7 separate regions of the Homo sapiens genome follow, and all the other regions are linked to region 6. A link is a contact called in ENCODE Hi-C or POLR2A ChIA-PET data. All regions are on one chromosome and are shown on one strand. The core of a region is the stretch at or near the end of the contact, and the rest is flanking DNA. Distances in the headings are between cores, read along the strand shown.

What was found. Hi-C counts contacts between places; a loop is a spot of excess contacts on that map. ChIA-PET counts read pairs that join two places held with the same protein, here RNA polymerase II (POLR2A). Pooled maps may share reads with other maps.
Region 1: a pooled map shows a loop between it and region 6 (4-fold over the local background). The contact joins the promoter of H2BC3 here to the promoter of HCG14 in region 6. A Hi-C loop is called at or near these places in 2 of 168 maps with a recorded cell type or tissue (naive thymus-derived CD4-positive, alpha-beta T cell and vagina) and 5 of 50 pooled maps. POLR2A ChIA-PET finds 5 or more read pairs at or near these places in 5 of 52 experiments (CD4-positive, alpha-beta T cell, Panc1, activated B cell and 2 more).
Region 2: a pooled map shows a loop between it and region 6 (2.4-fold over the local background). The contact joins the promoter of H4C3 here to the promoter of HCG14 in region 6. A Hi-C loop is called at or near these places in 1 of 50 pooled maps. POLR2A ChIA-PET finds 5 or more read pairs at or near these places in 3 of 52 experiments (Panc1, T-cell and activated T-cell).
Region 3: a map of B cell shows a loop between it and region 6 (4-fold over the local background). The contact joins the promoter of H4C1 here to the promoter of HCG14 in region 6. A Hi-C loop is called at or near these places in 5 of 168 maps with a recorded cell type or tissue (B cell, CD4-positive, alpha-beta memory T cell, naive thymus-derived CD4-positive, alpha-beta T cell and 1 more), 1 of 37 single-sample maps with no recorded cell type and 12 of 50 pooled maps. POLR2A ChIA-PET finds 5 or more read pairs at or near these places in 9 of 52 experiments (B cell, CD4-positive, alpha-beta T cell, CD4-positive, alpha-beta memory T cell and 6 more).
Region 4: a map of gastrocnemius medialis shows a loop between it and region 6 (3-fold over the local background). The contact joins the promoter of H2AC6 here to the promoter of HCG14 in region 6. A Hi-C loop is called at or near these places in 1 of 168 maps with a recorded cell type or tissue (gastrocnemius medialis) and 4 of 50 pooled maps. POLR2A ChIA-PET finds 5 or more read pairs at or near these places in 7 of 52 experiments (B cell, CD4-positive, alpha-beta T cell, CD4-positive, alpha-beta memory T cell and 4 more).
Region 5: a pooled map shows a loop between it and region 6 (6-fold over the local background). The contact joins the promoter of TRIM38 here to the promoter of HCG14 in region 6. A Hi-C loop is called at or near these places in 1 of 37 single-sample maps with no recorded cell type and 7 of 50 pooled maps. POLR2A ChIA-PET finds 5 or more read pairs at or near these places in 1 of 52 experiments (A549).
Region 7: a loop to region 6 is called in a pooled map, with 4 times the contacts of the local background. The contact joins the promoter of H2BC5 here to the promoter of HCG14 in region 6. A Hi-C loop is called at or near these places in 7 of 50 pooled maps. POLR2A ChIA-PET finds 5 or more read pairs at or near these places in 9 of 52 experiments (B cell, CD4-positive, alpha-beta T cell, CD8-positive, alpha-beta T cell and 5 more).

The regions. Positions count from the first base shown.
Region 1 is chr6:26,041,605-26,045,005 of GRCh38, forward strand. H2BC3 (H2B clustered histone 3) reads right to left here and starts at 2,109. Exons shown (of 1, transcript NM_021062.3): 1 at 1,623-2,109. The coding sequence starts at 2,053. The coding sequence ends at 1,673. It also overlaps the pseudogene H2AC5P. RefSeq lists an enhancer at 2,353-2,592.
Region 2 is chr6:26,102,287-26,106,143 of GRCh38, forward strand. H4C3 (H4 clustered histone 3) reads left to right here and starts at 1,647. Exons shown (of 1, transcript NM_003542.4): 1 at 1,647-2,051. The coding sequence starts at 1,662. The coding sequence ends at 1,973. RefSeq lists enhancers at 1,185-1,294, 1,319-2,009.
Region 3 is chr6:26,019,799-26,023,326 of GRCh38, forward strand. It overlaps H4C1 (H4 clustered histone 1), which reads left to right and starts at 1,851. Exons shown (of 1, transcript NM_003538.4): 1 at 1,851-2,252. The coding sequence starts at 1,881. The coding sequence ends at 2,192. H3C1 (H3 clustered histone 1) reads left to right here and starts at 653. Exons shown (of 1, transcript NM_003529.3): 1 at 653-1,160. The coding sequence starts at 692. The coding sequence ends at 1,102. RefSeq lists enhancers at 165-981, 982-1,798, 1,316-1,415, 1,446-1,495, 1,799-2,614 and 2 more.
Region 4 is chr6:26,122,632-26,125,994 of GRCh38, forward strand. H2AC6 (H2A clustered histone 6) reads left to right here and starts at 1,541. Exons shown (of 1, transcript NM_003512.4): 1 at 1,541-2,059. The coding sequence starts at 1,602. The coding sequence ends at 1,994. H2BC4 (H2B clustered histone 4) reads right to left here and starts at 1,295. Exons shown (of 1, transcript NM_003526.3): 1 at 836-1,295. The coding sequence starts at 1,273. The coding sequence ends at 893. RefSeq lists enhancers at 87-772, 220-1,419, 468-1,207, 1,451-2,650, 1,458-2,143 and 4 more and a silencer at 1,079-1,444.
Region 5 is chr6:25,960,481-25,964,051 of GRCh38, forward strand. TRIM38 (tripartite motif containing 38) reads left to right here and starts at 2,322. Exons shown (of 8, transcript NM_006355.5): 1 at 2,322-2,375; 2 at 2,569-2,802.
Region 6 is chr6:28,894,382-28,898,087 of GRCh38, forward strand. It overlaps HCG14 (HLA complex group 14), which reads left to right and starts at 2,149. Exons shown (of 2, transcript NR_104117.1): 1 at 2,149-2,349; 2 at 2,730-2,939. It overlaps TRL-CAA1-1 (tRNA-Leu (anticodon CAA) 1-1), which reads right to left and starts at 1,947; the gene lies at 1,842-1,947. RefSeq lists enhancers at 554-1,190, 1,826-2,461 and a silencer at 1,252-1,415.
Region 7 is chr6:26,156,593-26,159,930 of GRCh38, forward strand. H2BC5 (H2B clustered histone 5) reads left to right here and starts at 1,530. Exons shown (of 1, transcript NM_021063.4): 1 at 1,530-2,015. The coding sequence starts at 1,578. The coding sequence ends at 1,958. H1-4 (H1.4 linker histone, cluster member) reads left to right here. Exons shown (of 1, transcript NM_005321.3): 1 at 1-523. The coding sequence ends at 458. RefSeq lists enhancers at 1-216, 161-240, 970-1,721, 1,861-1,910 and silencers at 531-580, 2,909-3,203.

The DNA.
Region 1 (3,401 bases), core at 859-3,358, 2.9 Mb before region 6:
AACCTGGGAAGCGGAGGTTGCAGTGAGCCGAGATCGCGCCATTGCACTCCAGCCTGGGTGACAGAGCAAGGCTCAGTCTCAAAAAACAAAAAAAAAGATTAGCAAGAGAAAAGCATACAAATGTATTTAATATAAGTTTTATATTACATGGGACCCTTCGGAAATGAAAACTCGAGGGAAGCGGGAAACCTGTGAATTTTTATGGCAAGTTTTGTGAAATGCATAGTTGTGGATTAATATGATTGACAGTAGGCATATGATCTAATGGTAATAAACTGAGGGGGACATAGCAAGGCTTGTTTGTTAATTACCTATTAACGATCAGCCGAGTATCAGCAGAGACAGCAAAACATCCTAGTTTTGAGTTAGAAGACCTAGGTTTTTGTTTTGGCTTATCAATTATGGGTATTGTTTTAGATGAAACATCAAGTATTCTTGATTTCTTATTTCAAAAATAAAAAATAAAAAATAAAGGAAGGAAAAAAGAAGAAAAAAAGAGAAGAAAAGTGTCAGAGTTACTTGAACCAGAGTAACTCCATTTTGAGTGAGGGCTAGGAAAATGAGGCTGAGACTTTCTGGGCTGCATTCCCAGAAAGTCAGTCATTCCTAGCTTCTAGATGTTTACGGTTAAGGGAACAAATAAATAATGTTTACTAAACAGACTCAGACTTAGGAGTGTCCAGATATCCCTATATCTGGAGAACAAAGGCATTCTTAATTTTGTTTAAAGATAATAATGTTGATTCTTGCAAAATATAGTAACTAAGAAAATTAATCCTTTATCACAAACTTGTAGCAGAGCACATCTCCCCATATATACAAGTATTGTACCTAGGGTGGATGCCTTCCTCCTCTTACTTTCGGGAATGTCCTGCTCCGTCTATGGAGTAGTTGTCGTTTCACCACTTTACTTTCTTAGTAAACTTGCATTTACTTTGCACTGCGGACTCACCCTGAACTCTTTCTTGCGCGGGATCCAAGAACCCTCTCTTGGGGTCTGGATGGGGACCTCTTTCCTGTAACATATTTCTGGCCACCACAGAAGGGACTATAGTACAGAAACCCTGACCCAACAGCTACCTTTGGGTAAGTGTTGGAGTTCTGTAACAAAGGAAGAAGGCAGGCAGGCAAAAAATTTATGAAAGAACATACGACAAAATAATTTCTGCTTCAAAACTTCATATTTTTTTAATTTTTTTTTTTTTTTTTTTTTGAGACGGAGTCTCGCTCTGTCACCCAGGCTGGAGTGCCATGGCGCGATCTCGGCTCACTGCAAGCTCCGCCTCCCGCGTTCACGCCATTCTCCTGCCTCAGCCTCCCGAGTAGCTGGGACTACAGGCGCCCACCATCACGCCCAGCTAATTATTTTGTATTTTTAGTAGAGACGGGGTTTCATCGTGTTAAGCAGGATGGTCTCCATCTCCTGACCTCGTGATCCGCCCGCCTCGGCCTCCCAAATTGCCGGGATTAAAGGCAAGAGGCACCGCGCACGGCCCCGTCCAAGTTAACCTTGGCTCTAAAACTTGTCTTCGCTAACATTCCAGTTGATCCTCTAGAACTGAAACAGAATAGCAGCAGCACCACCTTAAGAAATTGTGGTTATAGCTCTCCTTGTGACAAAGTAGGTGGCTCTGAAAAGAGCCTTTGGGTTTGGAAGTGCTTACATAAGCACTTATTTAGAGCTAGTGTACTTGGTAACTGCCTTAGTGCCCTCGGACACAGCATGCTTAGCCAGCTCCCCAGGCAGCAGCAGGCGCACAGCCGTCTGAATCTCCCTGGAGGTGATGGTCGAGCGCTTATTGTAGTGAGCCAGGCGAGAAGCCTCGCCCGCGATGCGCTCGAAGATGTCGTTGACGAAGGAATTCATGATCCCCATGGCCTTGGATGAGATGCCGGTGTCGGGGTGGACCTGCTTCAGAACCTTGTACACATAGATAGAATAGCTCTCCTTGCGGCTGCGCTTACGCTTCTTACCATCCTTCTTCTGCGCCTTAGTGATAGCCTTCTTAGAACCCTTTTTAGGGGCTGGAGCAGACTTAGAGGGTTCAGGCATTGCTATTCCTAAACAGAATAGAAAAGCTACTAACACTCTCCACTACAGAGTAGTACAGAGAACAGTTCAGAGCCCATGTATTTATAGTCCTGAGATTCAAATGACGGTTTAAGATTCCTCACTTCTGATTGGACAAAAGAAACACGGTTTCACTGAGGGGTGGGGTTTATGCAAATATGGAATTTATGTTATCTTTTTCTATTGGATAAAGCACCAAACATAATTGACCAATAGGATAGCTTCCTATTGCAGCCTTGCAGTTTGTATAAAAGGATTTGTTCAGGCGCCATTCCAGCTTGCTTGTCTTTCACAGTTTTCCGCTGCTTTCATAGGTCGCTATTTGCGGACGTGGAAAATGGAGCTAAAGCAAAAACTTGTTCGTCGCTACCGGGCTTGCAGTTCCCAATAGGGCAGAGTCCGTCATCTTTTTCGAAAGGGCAATTATTTTGAGCCGGTCGGAGCCGGTGCGCCAGTGTACTTACAATACCTGGCCGCCGAGATCTTAGAACTGGTGGGCAGCGCCATACGTGACAAGACCCGCAGCATCATCCCCCGCCACCTGCAGCTGGCCATCCGAAACGACGAGGAGGTCAACAAGCAGCTGGGCAACGTCACTATTGCTCAGGGAGGCGTCCTGTCCAATATTCAGGCCGTCCTGTTGCCAAAATAACAGAGCCACGATAAGGCCAAGGTCAAGTAAACACTCAAATCAGAAAACGTAGCTTACACTTGAAACGGCATTTTTCAGAGCCGTCCATAGTTACACAAGAAAGGATGATAACTTGCTTCTGTTAGGGTATTTTTTGCTTTTCGTTTGGATTGGTTTGTTTTGAGACAGTCTAGTTCTGTCACCCAGGCTGGAGTGCAGCGGCGCGATATCGGCTTACTGCAACCTCCACCCCGCCGCTTCACGCGGTTCTCATGCCTCAGCCTCCTGTGTACTTGGGATTACAGGCGTCTGCTACCGCGCCCAGCTAGTTTTTGTATTTTTATGCGAGACGGGGTTTCACCATTTTAGCCAGGGTTGTCTTGAACTCCTGGCCTCTAGTGATCGTCCCATCTCGCCCTCCCAAAATGCTGGGATTACAGGCGTGAGCCACCGCCCCCCTAGCCTAATGGTGTTAAAAAGTTAAGTTTCGAGAAAATAACACCTTCCTTTAGAAAGTACATTTTAGAGTATACAAAGTGAAACTTAAGGCCAACCAAAATAAGACATTTTGAGAACAGGCAGGGTGGGAATGTGACTTGGACTTAGAAAACAAAGGGCAAGGAAACTTGCTGTTCGCCAGTAACAAAATAGCATGGAATCTCATTCTCTGAATATAAGCGTTATTTCCCGACATGAGTC
Region 2 (3,857 bases), core at 397-2,896, 2.8 Mb before region 6:
GAAAAGTTTAGAAAGGAGATATTAGGAGCAGGAAATAGAAAGTAAATAAAATATCAAAATAAAAATGGGGTTTTATAAATGATATAATAGGCAAAATAAAGGAAAGGCATCCTAGACCTCTGGTTAAAATGAAGATGGCACTTGGCGAGATGTGTTCCAGGGTAGTTCACATGATGTATGTTTTCAGAGAATTGTCATATTGCATATGCTGCTATATTTTTTATTTTCATGAATTAAAAGGCATGTTGAGATTTCAGAGTTTTACTTATGATCTCAGACTCTGCATTTTTTCTCTGTAATGTTTGACATTTCTTCCTAGCTAAGTCTCTAGTTATAAGGTCTGTGTTGTGGCATGTGGACAGTGAGTGGAAGAACCTAAGAACTCAATTTGGGGCAGAAGAATGTAATCAATTATTTCAGAAGTGATACAAACAATATGACATGTAGAGCATTCTGGCCTTTCCTGGGTCTTTTTTCTCCATTCCTGGATTTCTTCTCTTCATGTGAGCAAGTCTGAGGTTACTATATAATGTCTCTCACAGGCCACAGCCCCATTCTAAATATTCCCAATAGAAATTCATTTATTAACCAGAGAGTGGTGGGTGGGGTTGTTTTTGTTTTTTAAACAAAAGTGGATCTTATGGGCATTCTGGAAAGCTCCCGCAGGAAGCTAAGAATAAAATTTTGAATTGAGAAGTCCCTTTCTTCAAACCACATTCAGACCCAATTCTGCTATTCTATTTATTTTTCAAGGGGATTAGCCTTATTTTAACACCAATAATCTTATCACAAAAACCTCCCAGAGGAAGACCCTGTAGATTTTGTAATGACCTTAATCAAGTATTAGCCCTACACTTCAATTAATCCCCAACTGTACAAAACGAATGTTCTTTTCTCTAAAGCTGTAGCAAGTTGAAAGGGGATTAAAAACGGAGGGAAGGGAAGAGTGTTTGGAATTTCAGGCACAGCAAACAGGCACAGCAGACCAGGAAGAGCGTCCCGGGAAAACATATTATCCAGACTTAAGTTTATATTCCCTGTCTCTCTCAGACTTTTGCAGAAAAATGAGTCATTCAACAAATATTTGAATCGAGATAGGGAAAGTGACGAGGAAGAAGTTTGCACTTATGAGGTTTTAATTTGCAATTATTTGGCTACCTTTTTGCCTTCCCAAAACATAGGGTCTTTAGGAGTGAAACTTCATAGCCAAACTTATACCTTGTCCAGCACAGAGAAGGCCATCAAAATGCCTGGTTTAAATAAAAATATTAAAATGATTGGGAGGGTAAATCCCTTGACCTATAAATCTGACCTCCTTTAAACATTATTTGTATGTTCCCCAATAAACTATTCCGTAATTTATTAGTTAGCAAGTGGAAATAAAAAGAAATGTGGAATGGGGCTATGCTTAGCGTCATTAAGCTGACAGGAATACAGCGCATTCAACTTGCAAACACCCTTCCACTCCCACAAAGAGCAAGCTGTCACTGGCCAATCAAAACAATGAACCATAATGAAACAGTTTTTCTTGCTCCACCCACTTGGTGACCAAATTTGAAAAAAAAAAAAAACCGCGCCAACTCATGTTGTTTTCAATCAGGTCCGCCAAGTTTGTATTTAAGGAACTGTTTCAGTTCATACCTTCCACTGCGATAGGAATCATGTCTGGTCGCGGCAAAGGCGGAAAAGGCTTGGGGAAGGGTGGTGCTAAGCGCCATCGTAAGGTGCTCCGGGATAACATCCAGGGCATTACAAAACCGGCTATTCGCCGTTTGGCTCGGCGCGGTGGCGTCAAGCGCATTTCCGGTCTTATCTATGAGGAGACTCGAGGTGTGCTTAAGGTTTTCTTAGAGAACGTTATTCGAGACGCCGTCACCTATACGGAGCACGCCAAGCGCAAAACTGTCACAGCCATGGATGTAGTATATGCCCTAAAACGTCAGGGGCGCACTCTGTATGGCTTCGGCGGCTGAATCTAAGAATACGCGGTCTCCTGAGAACTTCAAAAAACAAAAACAAAAAAACCCAAAGGCCCTTTTCAGGGCCGCTCACAAAGTCGTTTAAAGAGCTGAAATGCGTTGCGAGAATGAGTTTGGATGACAGAAATAACCGTGACATCCTGCATAAGAATGAATTGTGTTTGCCATGACCGGCCACACTGTGACAAAATTTCAAAGCATAAAGTAGGCATAGAGAGGTAAGCGCTAATAAAGTGATTGGCTCCACAAAAAGCATTTTGCTGGGCGCAGTGGCTCACGACTGTAATCCCAGCACTTTGGGAGGCCAAAGCTAGTGTATCACTTGAGATCAAGAATCCGAGACCAGCCTGGCCAAAATGGTGAAACCCCCTCTACCAAAAAAAATACAAAACTTAGCCGGGCGTGGTGGTCTGCACCTGTAGGCCCAGCTAGCCCGGAAGCAGAGATTGCAGTGAGCCGAGATCGCGCCACTCCCCTCCAGCCTGGGAGACAGAGAGAGACTCCTCAAAAAAAAAAAAAAAAAAAAAAAAAAAAATTATGTATTTTAGAGCATTCTAAGAATGGTACTTTGGACTTAACCGAAGGGCTGGAGGCGCGTGTTGAACAAAGGTTATCACCTTTTGGCTCATGCGGCACACAGCTATGTAAATAAAGCATCTTTAGGGACAAGCTCTCATTTGCGGAGGGTTCTATGGCTGTTGTCCTATTGGCCAAAACAAAGTGGTCTAAGTCCGGGCGCGGTGGCTCACGCCTGTATTCCCAGCAGTTTGGTAGGCCAAGGTGGGTGGATCACGAGGTCTGGCGTTCAAGACCAGCCTGGCCAAGATGGTGAAACCCCGTCTACTAAAAATACAAAAATTAGCCGGGCGTGGTGGCGGGCACCTGTAATCCCAGCTACGTGGGAGGCTGAGCCAGAGAACTGCTTGAACCCAGGAGGCAGAGGTTGCAGTGAACCGAGATTGTGCCACTGCACTCTAGCCTGGGTGACAGAGCGAGGCTCCATCCAAAACAAAACAAAACAAAAAAGTGGTCTAATAATCCCCAGAACTGGAGGAAGAACCATAACTTATTGATTTTGTTTTTAACCTTATGTATGCCAGGCATGCTAGCCTTGTATACATACAAGGCTAGAGGAGCAAAGGTGCAGGAAGCCATCTTGAGGGAGTCCCATATTATTGAGAGACCGGCCAGCTGCTGGGAGAGGCTAGTTGTTCATCCTCACTGTATGTGATGAGAATCTGGTGACAGTCCATTGCTGGGCACAGCATTTAGGCAAAATGGCTCTCTGCTATGTCAGGCAAGTGAGGCATATTTTTGCACAATCCTAGTAATTCCGAACTCATTGGGAAACAATGGCAATTACATCCAAGCAAGGAAAGGTCTGTGGTTGATTTTATCTATACAAATTTAAAACATAATGTTTACAACCTTTCATTATAGGACACAATTTTTAAAAAGATGCCAAACTATACAAATAAGTTCAGAAAAGTGAGGTACTATTGAACCGTCTGGAAAACATAAATGTATGTGAAATAATGCAATGCATAGTTTTGCAGGGGACTTTGTTCAAAGTTTCTCGAAATACCATGGTCCAAAGTAGACTAACATTAGCATTGGTTATTTATGATGATCAGTAAGAATACTAAATCAAAAATCAAAGGAAAATTAAACTATGTCTGTTTAAAGAGAAACGTAGTTTACCTCAGACTGAGAGTTAAAACAAGTTTGTGATTCAGGAAGGTGGAATTCAGAACCTAATTGGGCAGCCTCCAACATTTCCATTAAGGTTTGGATTCTTAAAATTTTTCAGTCTTCGGTATGCTCTGGTAGTCTGATGAAACTTACAGATTCTTTTCATAAATAAGATACTTAAAGTAA
Region 3 (3,528 bases), core at 601-3,100, 2.9 Mb before region 6:
CGTCTCATAGAAAATGTTTCTGAGTAATAGTGTAATCCTACTATGTTTGAGATGCTTTGTAGATTTCAATAACACTCCTAAGTCAATTAAAGCATTACAAAGGAATCCAATTCTTGTGAAAGGTTTCAGAAATTCCCGTAAAGGGTACATTTCCGGAGAGGAGGTGAGCAGTATTCCCTCTTTTTTTTTTTTTTTTTTTTTTTCCTAAAGAGCTGAAGGTTATACGGAATTGGGGAATTATAATACCTTTGGAATCAATGCCTTGTTTTATGGAAAATAAACACAGCCTTCAGGTTATGAAAACCAGATGTAGAAGAGGACAAGTTTAAAAAATTAAAGTCCAAGCCGGCGCAGTGGGGCTCCCCTGTAATCCCAGCTACTCTGGATGCTGAGGCGGGAAGATCCTTTGAGCCCAAGTTTAAGACCAGCTTGGGGAACAAAGCAAAAGTAAAATAAAATAATAGTAGTAATAAAATACCACTTAAATAATCATCTGTAGAGTTGGAATAGAATATAGTAGCCGGTGAAACTGCACGATTGTTGCTGGCTTAAAGATAGACCAATCAGAGTGTGTAACGTCATATTTAGCGTCTTCTATCATCCAATCACTGCACTTTACACACTATAAATAGAGCAGCTCATGGGCGTATTTGCGCTAGTGTTGGGTGTTCCGCTGTGCTGTTTTTCCGTCATGGCTCGCACTAAGCAAACTGCTCGGAAGTCTACTGGTGGCAAGGCGCCACGCAAACAGTTGGCCACTAAGGCAGCCCGCAAAAGCGCTCCGGCCACCGGCGGCGTGAAAAAGCCCCACCGCTACCGGCCGGGCACCGTGGCTCTGCGCGAGATCCGCCGTTATCAGAAGTCCACTGAACTGCTTATTCGTAAACTACCTTTCCAGCGCCTGGTGCGCGAGATTGCGCAGGACTTTAAAACAGACCTGCGTTTCCAGAGCTCCGCTGTGATGGCTCTGCAGGAGGCGTGCGAGGCCTACTTGGTAGGGCTATTTGAGGACACTAACCTGTGCGCCATCCACGCCAAGCGCGTCACTATCATGCCCAAGGACATCCAGCTCGCCCGCCGCATCCGCGGAGAGAGGGCGTGATTACTGTGGTCTCTCTGACGGTCCAAGCAAAGGCTCTTTTCAGAGCCACCACCTTTTCAAGTAAAGTAGCTGTAAGAAACCAATTTAAGACAAAAGGGAATGCATTGGGAGCACTTTTCGTTTTAATGCTACTGAAGGCTTCAAAACCAATCGATTTCGGCCGGTCGCGGTGACTCACGCCTGTAATTCAAGCACTTTGAGAGGCTGAGGCGGGCGGATTACCAGAAATCAGGAGTTCGGGATCAGCCTGGCCAACATGGCCGAATCCCGTCTCTACGAAAAATACAAAAACACGCCGGGCGCGACGGCGAGCGCTTGTAATCCCAGCTACACTCTGAAGGCTGAGGCAGGAGAAACACTTGAACCTGAGAGGCAGAGGTTTCAGTGAATCGAGATGGCTCTAATGTACTCCAGTCTGGGCGACAGAGAGATTCGGTTAAAAAAAAAGTTCGACTTAAAATAATTCTGGAGTCAGAATGGGTTTACATTTAATTCTTAACCCAGTTCCTCAAAGCCTGTAGCTCTGTTAAGAAAATAAAGGCCATTGGTCAAGCCTGCTTGGTCCCACCCTCATCTCCCCACCCTCCCCCAATCGCTGCTCCCGCCATTTCCTGGGGCTTGGAGGAGGGGTTAAAGGAGCGGACTGTAGGCGTCACATTTCCCGCCTGCGCGCTTTTCAGTCTCAGTGTCCGCTGGAGGTGGGGGCAGGGGTAACGTAGATATATAAAGATCGGTTTCCTATTCTCTCACTTGCTCTTGGTTCACTTCTTGGGAAGTCATGTCTGGACGTGGTAAGGGCGGGAAGGGTTTGGGTAAGGGGGGTGCCAAGCGCCACCGCAAGGTGTTGCGTGACAACATCCAGGGCATCACCAAGCCGGCCATCCGGCGTCTGGCCCGGCGTGGCGGTGTGAAGCGGATCTCTGGTCTGATCTACGAGGAGACTCGCGGGGTGCTCAAGGTGTTTTTGGAGAACGTGATCCGTGACGCTGTCACCTATACGGAGCACGCCAAGCGCAAGACAGTCACTGCCATGGACGTGGTCTACGCGCTTAAGCGCCAGGGACGCACCCTTTATGGCTTTGGCGGTTAAGGTTGCTGATTTCTCCACAGCTTGCATTTCTGAACCAAAGGCCCTTTTCAGGGCCGCCCAACTAAACAAAAGAAGAGCTGTATCCATTAAGTCAAGAAGCTCAATGTGTAATTAAGATGAATGATACTGAGCTGACATCCTAAAAAGGAAAGATTAGGGGAACTCCAAGTTTGCCCTCCACTCACTACATATGGGTAGGGGAGCAACGATATTCCAACTCTGAAGAAAGAGTGGAAAAAAAGTAGTGTTAAAAATTTGTATTAGTTTCCAAGGGACAAAGAAGCGCTGCCCAATCAATGAGGGCCATTCGTAGCTGTCAACCAATCAGAACTGATGAGCTAATATTTCCTGAGGCAAGCCAGGGAGCCGGAGGGGAAGCTAAGAAGCTTATTGAGAAAAAACAAAAACCCTGTTTTAGGAAAAAAAAAAACCATCTTTTAGCGATTATGAAATAAAATCACAGAGACATTTAAGTATCCCTCAATCATGTACTGAGAGCAATACTAAATTTATCGCCACCAATACAGTTTTACTCTATTAAAAAGACCCTGAAAATTGAAACCCTATTCAGACTCCTGGAATACCCAGGACACTAAATTCAGGGGAGATTAAAATCTGTTTTAGAGAGAAAAGGCACCTTTTTCAGTGTTACCGCGGCCTTCAGCAGTTAACCTTTTTTTTTCCCCCTTTACGCAGAAATGGAAATTTGGGTGATAGAAATATTCCGAAATTAAATTGTGATGATGGTTGTACAACTAAGAAAACACGGTAAAATTCATTGAACTGTACCTAAAGTGGGCAAATTTTGTGGTACATTAAATATCAATAAAGCTGATTATATACATACACATATATTTTTATATATGCAGAGAGAGAAATGATGCAAGCAGGGTGGTAGGACATGAGGTTGGTAGCATAGGCAATGTTGGTCTGTGAAGGGCCACCTGTGCTAAACCTGGAAGCCTGGGGTTTGTCCAGTCAAGCCATGGTAGCCATAGTTTTAAAGGATGTTCCTGATGCAGTTATGTGTTCCAGTTAAGTACATCTAGCTTCAGAACTCAGCTGGAAAAGGGATGTGAACTTCAGGTTAGCTGATAGGGAAATATCTTACTCTCATCTGAGTAAATATTCACAAATGCCTCTCATTGTGCTCTTTTTGGTACCATTGTTATAGGACTGATTTCAGCCTCACGATGTTAGCTTCAGTGATGGATGTCTCTTTATTTTGAGGTCCTGTTTTCCACCTGACAGTTTTCATCCAGGATTTCTTGAGGAATTACACAAGTACCCAGCTTGGCTTAATTTAAAACTGACAATGGAGAGAATTCATAGCTGC
Region 4 (3,363 bases), core at 291-2,790, 2.8 Mb before region 6:
GTTCAGTGTTCGAAGGCTTGTCAATTTACCCAGCAGTTAAGAGTTGGCTTCTCCTAAAGCAACTTTCAAACTTGTCTGCATGTTACAAGCCCCCTACGGAGATTTTAAGTTTCAATCAGGCAACACACCATTTATGGCTGACTGAGCACTGGGATTCAAGCAAAATTTGATTTGATTTGAATCTTGAATAAACCAGTTGAATAGAATAAGATGTATGAAGCAACATCTGGCGCAGTGCTTACATCTTTAGTTCTGTACTGCCTTAGTGTTGTTATCAAAACTGACGCATATTAGGTTAAAAGACTATTACCGGGGCAGTTGGAAACCCAGGAGACACACCCTTCAGTATACTACGAAGGTGTGCGCCACGAAAACAGAGGGGGAGTCCTTCCTTAGGCAGTTACTGCCCAGGTTCCCACTCCGGTCCGCTATGTAAATCAGAGTCTCAAAACAGCTTTCCCTCGATTGGTTAATATTTAAAATGACAGGACAGCCTATTGGCTAGAAGCTGGTGGCGAAATTATGACATTACGGCAACCGTTGATCCTGGCGACGTAGACAGGGACAGACAGCTGGGTCTGAAACCTAAGCGAGCCTGCGGTTTCTTCCGGGAACGCCGAGTTAGCAAAATGGCCGCTTGTCTCCATTTTAAATTTAAGCACAACGAATTGACCCCAAAGCCATTTTTAATGGCTGGCTTCTTTCGGGTTCAGGACCCTTTGTCCCTCTCTAAGCTGCAACACTTGTCCCCACCCCTCTCCAGTTCCTATATTCTAATACCCCTCCGCCGCCAAATAAAATTTGGCGTCTGGCCACAGCTCTTTTAGTGGGTATCTGGGTGGCTCTTAAAAGAGCCTTTGGGGTTAGGTGTTAAGACGCTTACTTGGAATGTTTACTTGGAGCTGGTGTACTTGGTGACGGCCTTGGTGCCCTCCGACACGGCGTGCTTGGCCAGCTCTCCGGGAAGCAGCAGGCGCACGGCCGTCTGGATCTCCCTGGAGGTGATGGTCGAGCGCTTGTTGTAATGCGCCAGGCGGGAAGCCTCGCCCGCGATGCGCTCAAATATGTCGTTAACGAAAGAATTCATGATGCCCATGGCCTTGGAAGAGATGCCAGTGTCGGGATGGACCTGTTTCAGCACCTTGTACACGTACACAGAGTAACTCTCCTTGCGGCTGCGCTTGCGCTTCTTGCCATCTTTCTTCTGCGCTTTGGTCACTGCCTTCTTGGAGCCCTTCTTCGGGGCGGGAGCAGACTTGGCTGGCTCAGGCATCTTAAAACACCAGAAATGTGTCGAAAGTAAAGAGCGGATTTCTGCTACTTATAGGGCTTTTATGCTAATGAGGGATGGAGAGTACCTCTTAGTTAATTGGAAGACAAACTGCACAGTTGTCATCCGTGGGCAGAGCTATGCAAATGAGGTATGAAAGTACAGCTTTTCTATTGGCTATCTGACTAGCATTTGCTACCGACCAATCAAAAAGTCGGATTTACTCCCCAGGAACTACCTATAAAAGCGGCCATGTTTTACATATTTCTTGATTTTGTTTGTTTTCTCGTGAGCTTAGGCCGCTGGTTTTGGTGATTTTTGTCTGATTGCAATGTCTGGACGTGGTAAGCAAGGAGGCAAAGCTCGCGCCAAAGCGAAATCCCGCTCTTCTCGCGCTGGTCTCCAGTTCCCGGTGGGCCGAGTGCACCGCCTGCTCCGTAAAGGCAACTACGCAGAGCGGGTTGGGGCAGGCGCGCCGGTGTACCTGGCGGCGGTGTTAGAGTACCTGACCGCCGAGATCCTGGAGCTGGCCGGCAACGCGGCTCGCGACAACAAGAAGACTCGCATCATCCCGCGCCACTTGCAGCTGGCCATCCGCAACGACGAGGAGCTCAACAAACTGCTAGGCCGGGTGACCATTGCTCAGGGCGGCGTCCTTCCTAACATCCAGGCCGTGCTTCTGCCTAAGAAGACCGAGAGTCACCACAAGGCCAAGGGCAAGTGATTTGACAGGTATCTGAGCTCCCGGAAACGCTATCAAACCCAAAGGCTCTTTTCAGAGCCCCCCTACCGTTTCAAAGGAAGAGCTAACCTCACTGCTTGTAGGTAGAAGGAAAAAAGGCACTAAGGTAAGTTAATTTTATGCCAACCTTGAGCAAAGCGTATTACTGCTTTTCGGTTTTTGGGGAGCGCTGTTACTAAAGGTTGGTCTGTTTGTATGTAATAGTAGGTCAGTTACGTACTATCATACTCTAAAGAAATATTCTAGTTAATGCTTTGTAAGATCGACCATAGTTAGTGCCTAACAGTTTACATGCAGGGATGCCTCGTGATCTAAACACTTCGTTGTGATTACTTTAAAAATGTAAATTGAAGGCAAAACTCTAACGTGTTGGTAACCTTGTTTGGTCCTCCGACTAGTCCCCCGTCTATTTTTTTCTCAATTTAGGCTGTAGGCAGCCTCACTTTCCTAATTCTGTGAGAGTTATAGGTCCCATTCCTGCTAAAGTGCAGAGTATATTACCTAAAAGTTAACCAGGGAGTTGAAAGGTGTCTGTAAAACAGACTAATGTCCCTAATGTAGAACGGTGCCTGACATGCAACTTACTCTTGTATTTTAAGAAGCTCAAGCGTCTAGGTTGCCATTACAGGCAGAAAAGGAAATAGAGTGGGGCCTGTGGCCACTCAAAAACCTTTGCTTTCTGCTCACCCCTCTAATCCTACCACTTTGGGAGGCCGAGGGGGCTGATCACCTGAGGTCACGACTTCGACACTAACCTGGCCAACATGGTGAAACACCTCTCTACTAAATAAAAATAATAAATAAAAAAATAAGTTGGGCGTGGTGGCACATACCTTGTAATCCCAGCTACTCTTGAAGCTGACGCAGGAGAGTCGCTTGAGCCTGGGAGGCGGAGGTTGTAGTAAGCCGAGATCGTGCCACTGCCCTCCAGCCTGGGCAACAGTGAGACACGGTCCCCCAAAAAAACCTTTGCTTCTAGGGATCTGGTAACAGCTGCCCCACCCACAAGAAATGGAGATCTGGGACCATGGACAAATTTCTAGAGACCTATTTTCCTGGATTCTGTGAATCTCGCCGAGGTTTTCTTCCGGATCTCGGTTTCTGCATTTTTTTGTTTGTTTGCTTGCTTTTTTGAAACGGAGTTTTGCTCCTGTTGCCCAAGCTGGAATGCAGTGGCGCGATCTCGGCTCACTGCATACAAACTCCGCCTCCCGGGTTCAGACGACTCTCCGGCCTCAGCCTCCCTAGTAGATGGGATTACAAGCGCCCGCCACCAGTAGAAACGGAGTTTCACCAGGTTAGCCGGGCTGGTCTCGAACTCCTGACCTCAGGTGATCCGCCAGCCTCTGCC
Region 5 (3,571 bases), core at 1,072-3,571, 2.9 Mb before region 6:
GTCCCAACCCAGACCCTAAGAGAAGGTTCTTAGATCTCGTGTGAGAAAGAATTTGGGGCAAGTCTACACAGTAAAGTGAAAGCAAGAAAGTAAAGGAATAAAAGAACGGCTACTCTACAGGCAGAGCATCAGCTTCTGGACTAAGGATACTGATATGGTTTGGCTGTGTCCCCACCTAACTCTCATCTTAAATTCCCACATATTGTGGGAGGGACCTGGTGGGAGGTAATTGAATCATGGGGGCAGGTCTTTCCCTGAGTAATTTATACTGCTGTTCTCATGATAGTCAATAAGTTTCATGAGACCTGATGGTTTTATAGAAAGGAATTTCCCTGCACAAGCTCTTTGCCTGCTGCCATCCATGTAAGACCTGACTTGCTCCTCCTTGCCTTCTGCTGTGGTTGTGAGGTCTCCCCAGACACGTGGGACTGTAAGAGCATGAAACATTTTTTCCTGGTATAAATTACTCAGTCTCAGGTATGTCTGGATCAGCAGTGTGAAAATGGACTAATACAGATACTTACAGTTATTTCTTGATTATGTACTAAACAAGGAGTGGATTATTCATATGTTTTCTGGGAAAGATGTGGGCAATTCCCAGAACCAAGCGTTCCTCCCCTTTTTAGACTATATAGGGTAGCTTCCTGACATCGCCATGGTATTTATAAACCACTATGGAGCTGGTGGGAATGCCTTCTAACTTGCTAACACATTATAATTCGTGTATAATGAGCAATGAGAATGACTAGAGGCCACTCTTGTTGCCATCTTGATTTTGGTGGGTTTTGGTCAGCTTCTTTACTGCAACCTGTTTTATCAGCAAGATCTTTATGACCTGTGTCTTGTGCCAACTGCCTATTTCATCCTGTGACTTACAATGCCTAACTTCCTGGGAATGCAGCCCAGTAGGTCTCAGCCTTATTTTACCTAGCCCCCATTCAAAATGGAGTCATTCTGGTTTGAACACCTCTGACAATAGGACAGATCTGGAATGAGCCATGCCTGGGTACAGAGTCACATCCACAACAATGAAAGTTGTAGATATCTGCAAGGACTCATCGTGGGACCAAGGATTCAGGGGCTCATTCTTTCTCCTCTCTCTGTGTGCTGGTTGCCTCAGGAGTAGAATGTCCCATGCTATGCATGGGGTCTGCAACCATCATGCCAGGGCATGATGAATCGTAGGTGGCAAAACAACAGAAGGCTCTGTGAGCACCCAGGAGGGTGCAGTGCTGAAGAGTCTTCTGCTTGGTATAGGAAGAAAGGAACGTGTTTCCCAATCTTGCCTTTATTTTGAGTAGTTGGACCAGAGGGATTGCAGCTGGGCCAAACTCCATGTTCCATTGGCTATCAGGGTCAGCAGGCAGGCCAGGGGCCCAGACAGGCCAGTGGCTCCCAGAATTCAAGTTTAATTTCTCCTCCCACCTGTGTCCTGAGCTCCCCTTACTGGTTCCCTTGGACCACTGCATCTACTTAAGCCAGCATTTATTATGTTGTTATCATAAATGCCTCTTACACCTGAGACTTATAAATGTGACAAGCTCTTATTGTGAGATAGTAATCCATCTTTTTTCCCCATGAAATAATAATTCTAACGGGTGGTGATAGTACTTTTCCTTTCATTTTGAAGTGGAGAAGCTGGAGCTAAGTCATTAAGGACTTGACCCTGGACCCCACAGCCTTTTCTCCACAAAGCACAAAGCAGAGTGATGGTCCCAGGGATCCCACACAGCTCTAAGCTGGGGGCACTCACTGCTGGGCCACTAGTGACTCCCATTTTCTATCCTGGCTGACCCTCGCTATTGAAGAAGATCTGAGTCCTGCAGAAGGACAGCAAGGAGAAAAACAAGACACAGAACGGGACAGAGAAGAATAGAAAGCTGACTCAGATGAATTTTGTGATGCCAATGAGTCCTACTGCTGTTACCACCCCTTTTTCCACCACACCCTTCAGAGCAGTTATAGAACCACAAGCAACCCATAAATAGCAAAAGAAGTAACATCAGCTAGGAAGGCTTAAGGACTCCCAAGGGAGTTGGTGGCAAAAGTAGAAAGATCTCAAATCAGAGTCTGTGAACTGAACCTCTGCAGGCTTCCTGTTTTTAGATACTCTGTGTTGGGGTCACATGATAGTTTACAGGGTTATTAATTGGTTCCTTCTTTTTATTGCTGTAAAAGAAGGATATTTTCTTCCTACGTTTCCCCCTCCTTTACCGGAGAGGCGGAGTGCAAATGATATGAACAACGTCACTAGTTTTCTCCTAAATCTTATGAGCCCCGCCTCCCACAGTAGTTTCACTTCTCAGTTTAATCCGGTCTGAGTTAACTTCCTGACCCAGGAAGTGGCAGCAACAGAGGGGACTAGCAGCGAATATGTAAGTGTCTGAGCAGTGAAGGTTACGGAAAAGGTCCAGGCTAAGGTTTTCTCAGTGGATATGTGAGTGTGTACTGATGGCAAGTGGGGTGGGGAATATATTTCGTGACAGCAGGGCCCCTCCAACTCTGAAAATGGTCAGGACTTTCTTTGTTTTACAGCTCTCACCTCTTTCCTGCTCTTTCTTTCACCAGACTTTACACCAAATCTCAGAAGATTCAGAACTTAGATGAGTGGGGCCCAGGACAGGAACCCTGGAGCCTTGGAAGGAGGGGAGCCCCATCTCCCCAGAAGAGCAGTGACCCCAGCAGAGAGGGGCCTGGTGTATCACTGGAGGAAATAGCCTGCCAAGGAATACACGTCTTCAGAAGAAATTCTGTGTGGCTTCAAGAGACTGATCAAATTGTGAGAGGAAAACAGCCTACCCGGTAATTGTAGTTAAATTACTGTTTTTTATTCTAGGCACTCTTCAAACTTCCTCCTGACTCTGCCCCTGTCCTAGAGGAGCTCCCAGGAGTAGGGGTGTGGGGGCGGGCGGGGGGGAGGGATCGGGGGTACAGGGAGAGCCCAGCTAGGTTCTCAGAAGAGGCAGGCTTTTTCGCTCCTGGTCACTCCTCTGTTGCCTATCCCTGGCCTCCCCCATCTTCTTTCTGCCTTCCCTACCTCCTTGGGTCTGCAAACTCTTTATGTTGCAATCACTCTGAACATGTCTCTTGAGATAGGTCCTGTCCTGGAGAAGAGATAGTAAAAGTAAACTCCCCAGTTCTGCAGGAGCTCTGATCCCATAGAAATAACTGCTCCTCAGGAGCAAACCCTCTGCTCTGCAGCCTTCTTTCCAATTCTTATTCCCTCAGTTTAGGGAGAGGGCACAAAAAGGATAAACCGGTTCTTCTGGTTGTTCTGGTTGCCTTGATTGCTTCCATTATCCTCCTGGTTGGGTCTCTAGCAAGACGTTATTAGCCAGGGAAGTCCCACTTAGGCACCCCTCTCTGCAGAAGAGGTATTCACTATTCTCCTTTCTCTTTCTTTTGCCTATTATACCTCTGCTCCTGAAAGCAAAAACAACAACAACAAAAACACAAACAAAAAACAACCGACCTTATTAACCAGTGTTGGTTGTTGTTCTTTGTGGGGGATGGGGGGGGTCGAGGTGGAGTCAAATTTTATTGTCATGATGGTGTAGGAGCCAAGGGAACA
Region 6 (3,706 bases), core at 899-3,398:
AAAATTTAAATTTTACCATACGGTTTTTGTGTTTTTGTTTTTTTGTTTTTTGTTTTTTCCTGTGACAGAGTCTCACTCTGTTGCCCAGGCTGGAGTGCAGTGGTGCAATCTTGGCTCACTGCAACCTCCACCTCCCGGGTTCAAGTGATTTTCCTGCCTCAGCCTCCTGAGTAGCTGGGATTACAGGCATCTGCCACCACACTCAGCTAATTTTTGTGTTTTTAGTAGAGACAGGGTTTCACCATGTTGGCCAGGCTGGTCTCGAACTCCTGACCTCAAGTGATCCACCTGCCTCGGCCTCCCAAAGTGCTGGGATTACAGGCGTGAGCCACCACTCCGGGCCTACCATAGGGTTTTATTTATTTATTTATTTATTTATTTATTTATTTATTTATTAATTATTTTTTTTGAGACGGAGTCTCACTCTGTTGCCCAGGCTGGAGTGCAGCGGGCAATGTGGGCTCACTGCAAGCTCCGCCTCCCGGGTTTAGGCGATTCTTCTACCTCAGCCTCCCGAGTAGCTGGGACTACAAGCACCCACCACCACACCCGGCTAATTTTTTGTATTTTTTAATATTTTTAGTAGAGACGGGGTTTCACTGTGTTAGCCAAGATGGTCTCAATCTCCTGACCTCGTGATCCGCCCGCCTCGGCCTCCCAAAGTGCTGGGATTACAGGCCTGAGCCACTGCACCCGGCCAGCAATATTTCTTCTGTAAAAGAAAAGAATAAGTGTTCCACATGGAAAGAACCCAAGATATATTAAGTGAAAAATGTCATAGCATGACTACATTTCTGTTAAAAAAAAAAAACAAAATGTTATATATATATGCGAATGCAGAGAAAAAAGAAATGTAAAAAATACAATAAATTTTTCACGGTGATTACATTTGCGAGAGGAACGTACAGCTTTCATATTTCATTCAATGGTTAAAATGGTACTCAATTTTGACTGACAAAACGGTAATGATCAGATGCCAAAACGAGTGTGAATGTGCATAATTTACGAAAGACATTTTTGAGAACTGGTTACATGAGTTTTGAAAATAGGAGAGCAGAGGACCTGTGTAAGATTTTTAAAGAGACTGCACTGTCACGAGCCACAGCGTTGTGAGATTGGTAGGAAAGTGCTCCAGGAAATATCTAGGGGAGGGCTTGGATCTGAGACACAGAGTGTGAGCCTGGTCGAGAAGCGGGAAAAGAACCCGCCCAGAGCCCCTTCTCTCCATTCCCTCGGCGAGGCAGGAAGCTATCTGCGTTCCGAATCCCGCGACATCAGGATTATCTCGCACTGCAGCACAGAGACCAATCGCTAGTAACCTCTGCCTTTAATTAGGCGTTTTTTGGCCCAAATCTCGCGGCTTCGTAAAAATATCGCGATGCTTCCGCTTTTAATGTTTTTAGTTTGGACAAGCCCTTTGAGATAAATTTAAAAGCCAATTCTTTTTTTTTTTTTTTTTTTTTGAGACGGAGTGTCGCTCTGTCCCCAGGCTGGAGTGCAGTGGCGCGATCTTGGCTCACTGCACGCTCCGCCTCCCGGGTTCACGCCATTCTCCTGCCTCATTCCCGAGTAGCTGGGACTACAGGCGCCCGCCACCACGCCCAGCTATTTTTTTTGTATTTTTAGTAGAGACGAGGTTTCACCGTGTTAGCCAGAATGGTCTCGATCTCCTGACCTCGTGATCCACCCGTCTCGGCCTCCCAAAGTGCTAGGATTACAGGCGTGAGCCACCGCGCCCGGTACCTAAAAGCCGATTCTTAAAAATATACGTTGGTAATTGTTTATGCCTACTGCTGAGATCAGGATATCTCTAAAGTAAGGAGAGGAAAAAGAAAAGTATGTGTCAGAAGTGGGATTCGAACCCACGCCTCCATTGGAGACCAGAATCCCCACCGCGGAGGAAGCTTAGCTTGAGTCTGGCGCCTTAGACCACTCGGCCATCCTGACACACTGCATAACAGCCCTGATTTTTGCACTAAAATAGAGATCAACAAGCAATGATTCTGTGTCGTGCACGCACGCAGAAACGCGATGACGTCAGGGTTGCTTGGTAACAGAAGGGCAGAAAGCCACTTGTGGATTGAAAAAGCAAAAGGGTTCGCAGGACTAGAAAATGTTTCTGCATAAAACTGGATCAAGTCTCTTACGGGCCTTATAACTGTTATCGCCATCTCGAAAAACGTGTGCGGGTTTTTTTTTTTTTTTTTTTTGCTCCCAGCCTGCCCAGATTTCAGGAAGGAAAGAAGATCTTTTGCTTCTTCGGTCGCTGGGTCGGCTCTCCAGTGTCTGATGTTTACTGAAATCTTGATCGTGGTTAGCCTCCCCCAGGACTTCATTGTTTGGAAGATGGTGAGGAACAAAACAAAACCCTAACAAAAGACCCCGGTTCTATAGGAAGGTCCCCTTTTAGCCCCTCTATTTTGGTTCCATTTGTCACTGCCTTGCCACTCGTCGAAGTTTGTCTTGGGCTCTAAAAGTGGTAGCCGGGAACGGCTGGGAAGGTCTCCACAGGGACCACCACATGGGCAAGGCTGGTGTCCGCGCCGAGGGATCGGCGATCCCAGGTCCGGGGAAACTCCGCGAGCGACGCGCTCGCCCGCGGCCTTCCTTGTCGCTCTCGGATGTTCCCGATTAATGGGCTCCAAGTGACCACTGCCAGGTCGGGGAACACAGCGGTAGTTTTTAAGGGGAGTGCACCACATCGCCTGATCCACTTTTCTGTTTCTCAGCCTTCGCCAAGCAATCTGAGCTCCAGGCCGGGAAGCCCCAAGGTCACAAATTTTAATGGAGCCCTGAAACTAAACAGAAATCATCCCTCCCACTAGAACAAGAGCCCCTAGAGGCCAGCGACACCGCTAAAATAACATGTGTAGACCAATGCCGTCCAGGTAACAGTGCCTGGCAAACACGGTAGAGGTTCAATAAATACATTTTAACTCAACCGTCTTAACTCTTGTATTTGGGGCTGTGAGGTTCAGATAGAGGAAATATAAAGTTGGATATTTTAATTAGATTTTGTCCTAATAGCTTACTTTTTGTATTTGTTAATATAAAAAAAATTTCCTTTTTGTAAGGCAAAGTTAGGTCTCTTTTCTGCATGGAGAAATAACTGAGTTTCAGTAGGCTCTATCTTAATTTCCACAGACTTCCTTGGTTTCATATCCTATTTTTGATAGAGAGAAAATTAGTAGTGAGAAGTACAGTGAACACTGGTTCCCCAGTCTCCCTCCAATACATGAGATTTGTATATTTTCTTTCGATTGGAAGGAAATTGTCCAGGAAGTGATTCCCAACATGGCAACTGTAATCTTACCCTAACTATAATTATTTTTTTCTAATTGCAAAGTACACACAAATTGTAGAACATACAAACATGTCAAAAATTAAAATCATCCATAATCTCACTAGTCAGAGGTAACTATTAACATTTTTATATATTTAGTCTTTCATATGGTATACATTTTCCAAAAATGGTCATGTGTAGTAAATAATTTGCTAACTTGCTTTCTAAATGAATATATTATGAATATATACTTGCTAAGTACTATATTTTGCATAAATCTTAATTCCTGCACATATTCCATATCAAAGTGGTATTCTTGAAAACTGGATTATTTCTAATTTTTTATTTTCATCAGCAATGCTGTAAAAACTATCCTTACATAAATATTTTCAAACATCCACGATTATTTCCTTAAATTTCTAA
Region 7 (3,338 bases), core at 280-2,779, 2.7 Mb before region 6:
CCGCTGGCTATGACGTGGAGAAGAACAACAGCCGCATCAAGCTGGGTCTCAAGAGCCTGGTGAGCAAGGGCACCCTGGTGCAGACCAAGGGCACCGGCGCGTCGGGTTCCTTCAAACTCAACAAGAAGGCGGCCTCTGGGGAAGCCAAGCCTAAGGCTAAAAAGGCAGGCGCGGCCAAGGCCAAGAAGCCAGCAGGAGCGGCGAAGAAGCCCAAGAAGGCGACGGGGGCGGCCACCCCCAAGAAGAGCGCCAAGAAGACCCCAAAGAAGGCGAAGAAGCCGGCTGCAGCTGCTGGAGCCAAAAAAGCGAAAAGCCCGAAAAAGGCGAAAGCAGCCAAGCCAAAAAAGGCGCCCAAGAGCCCAGCGAAGGCCAAAGCAGTTAAACCCAAGGCGGCTAAACCAAAGACCGCCAAGCCCAAGGCAGCCAAGCCAAAGAAGGCGGCAGCCAAGAAAAAGTAGAAAGTTCCTTTGGCCAACTGCTTAGAAGCCCAACACAACCCAAAGGCTCTTTTCAGAGCCACCCACCGCTCTCAGTAAAAGAGCTGTTGCACTATTAGGGGGCGTGGCTCGGGAAAACGCTGCTAAGCAGGGGCGGGTCTCCCGGGAACAAAGTCGGGGAGAGGAGTGGGATTTTGTGTGTCTCCGGAGCTATTTTTGACTAAGGCGTCGCGTCGCCCAAGCCGGAGTGCAGTGGCGTCATCTCGATTTTGCGTTCTCGAGTGTCGGAGTTGAACCCATTTGGGCCTCCCTTGTGCTTTGCACTTTTAGCAGGCCCTGGCCTCCAGATAGCATGGGAAAAAAAATGTTGGGATTTTCCCGGGTTTCTAAGCTGGGTTTTTCCGAGTTCCAAACACGGCACAGTGTATCAGTTTCTGTGCTGGTTACAAGCCTACTGGTTATCCCTATCGAGTATGGCAGGCAGTGAGGGACTTCAGAGGAGTACGTCTTAGGACAAGTGGCATAGTACTGACATTATTTCCGAAGGGCTACATTTCAAGTGCTTGGGGAGACTACTGCCACATAACTGAAAATTAGAAACCGACACTGCAGAAAAATACTTGGTCCTTAAATGTGGCATTTGGATGGATTAAGGACTTGCCGAAACGTAAAACTGACAGACTTGGGGGGGGGGGATGTCCCAATTAGCACGGCTTCTGTATGCAACGAGTCCCATACTTTGTTAAAGGAAGAAAGGAATGTGAGTTCTCCTAATCTGTTAAGTATCTTTCGGTGTAAGTTCTGACACCACAATGTTAAAAAAGTCGGATCTCAAAAACCAACTGCTCCAAGCGAAGTGCACAGCTGTCTTGCCTAAAGAGGCCTATTTATAGTAGCCTCGGGTAGTCTGGTCTGGGCTTTCTCATTGGGTACAAGTAAAGGAACGAAATAGCCAATGAAAAGGTAGACTTTTAAGTGTCGTTTACATTGGCATTTGTGACGACACTCTAAAATTAATCCAATCATAAACGAAATCTGATTAACCTCATTTGAATACCGCATCTATAAATGAACAGGGCCTCGGCGGGAGTGATTATTTTCTCAGGTGTTTGCAACAGTGTTCTAACTATTAACGCTACGATGCCTGAACCTACCAAGTCTGCTCCTGCCCCAAAGAAGGGCTCCAAGAAGGCGGTGACTAAGGCTCAGAAGAAGGACGGGAAGAAGCGCAAGCGCAGCCGCAAGGAGAGCTATTCAGTGTATGTGTACAAGGTGCTGAAGCAGGTCCATCCCGACACCGGCATCTCTTCCAAGGCAATGGGGATCATGAATTCCTTCGTCAACGACATCTTCGAGCGCATCGCAGGCGAGGCTTCCCGCCTGGCGCATTACAACAAGCGCTCGACCATCACCTCCAGGGAGATCCAGACGGCCGTGCGCCTGCTGCTTCCGGGGGAGCTGGCCAAGCACGCCGTGTCGGAGGGCACCAAGGCCGTCACCAAGTACACCAGTTCCAAGTAACTTTGCCAAGTAAGCATCTTTACACCTAATCCCAAAGGCTCTTTTAAGAGCCACGCATGTTTTCAATAAATGAGTTGTAATCATTTCATTCAAAAGGGGGGTTATTGGACTTAGCACCACAGTACCAATCTTTAATGTTACGTTAGTACTGCAGAGGAAATAACTTGGAAGTTACAGGGAATAACAATAGGTACTAGAAATTGAGTGCTATGGGTACGTATTAGATCGTTAGCTCATTTAGTATCACATAACACTAGCATAAACTGAAAGTATTGTAAATGTACAGCTCTTTGGTTTCCGTGTGCAGATTTCCAAGTTGATCGTGATGTTGATCCGGGACTCGGTGTGGTGACGGCCCGCCCTGAGCACGAAAGTGCACGCTCTTGACAACTTCCTTATGTTTGGAGCTTTCTCCACCACCACCCCCGCCCATTTTCTTGTAAAATTTTTACCATGCAGATATGTAATAACTGCAAGTAAAGGCTGAAGACAATGTGAGCTGAACACGGAACTATTACAAAGGTTTCTGATTTGTTTTGTAATTGGGCCAGTTTCTGTCTGAAGCTCTTAAGCGAGTGGGGCAGGGAAAGGCGGATCCTAGGCGCTGAGGTGCAGGAAAAAGAAGCAGCTTCTGAGACACCTTAAAATTCTTTTGCTAAACCGTCTTTTTCTGAAAGTCATTTAATTTATAGGTTTTTTTTTTTTTTTTTTTTTTTTTTTTTGGCAGCTTTCAGGTTAAAAGTCCTCCGGGTAACGGCAGAAACCAAATAGTCAATCATTAAGGTGCCTGACTGCACGTAGGCAATAGTTATCGCAGGACTGAAGCCCCCTTTGCAGTACAATTTATCCTTTCCTAGATGCCCCTGAGTACGGAGGACTGGAGGAGGTAGAAAGGGAAAGAAAACCTCCTTCTGGCAGGATGTAGCTTCTGCTGCACAAGGTAGGATGATGACAAAAGGTTTTCACTGCTGGGGAATGGATGATTGCGGGAGAAAAAGAATCTCGGAAAAGAGTCGGGAGGGAACTAGGAGGGAGTGGCCAGAAGGAAAGGAACAAATACTTGAGACGTGAAAAATGTGAGATGGATGAGGCTAGGTTTGGAGTCAAATGTTGGCTGAGAGGGAGAATTTAAGTGATGGATGGATGATCATTGTCTAAAAGAGGAATGAATTTAGAAGTTTGTCCTCATGCCCTCATAAACAAACACGAAATGATGGATTATGGGATACATTTTCCATAACATGGCAAGCGTGGTACTTGGACGGATAAATAAAAGCCTGAGTAATATTTTCTAAATTCTTAAAAGTAAGAAAGAGGGTCTAAGAAAGTAAACTCAGAGCCAGGGACTTGGCCCATGTTAAACCCCAAGCACTACAGCTG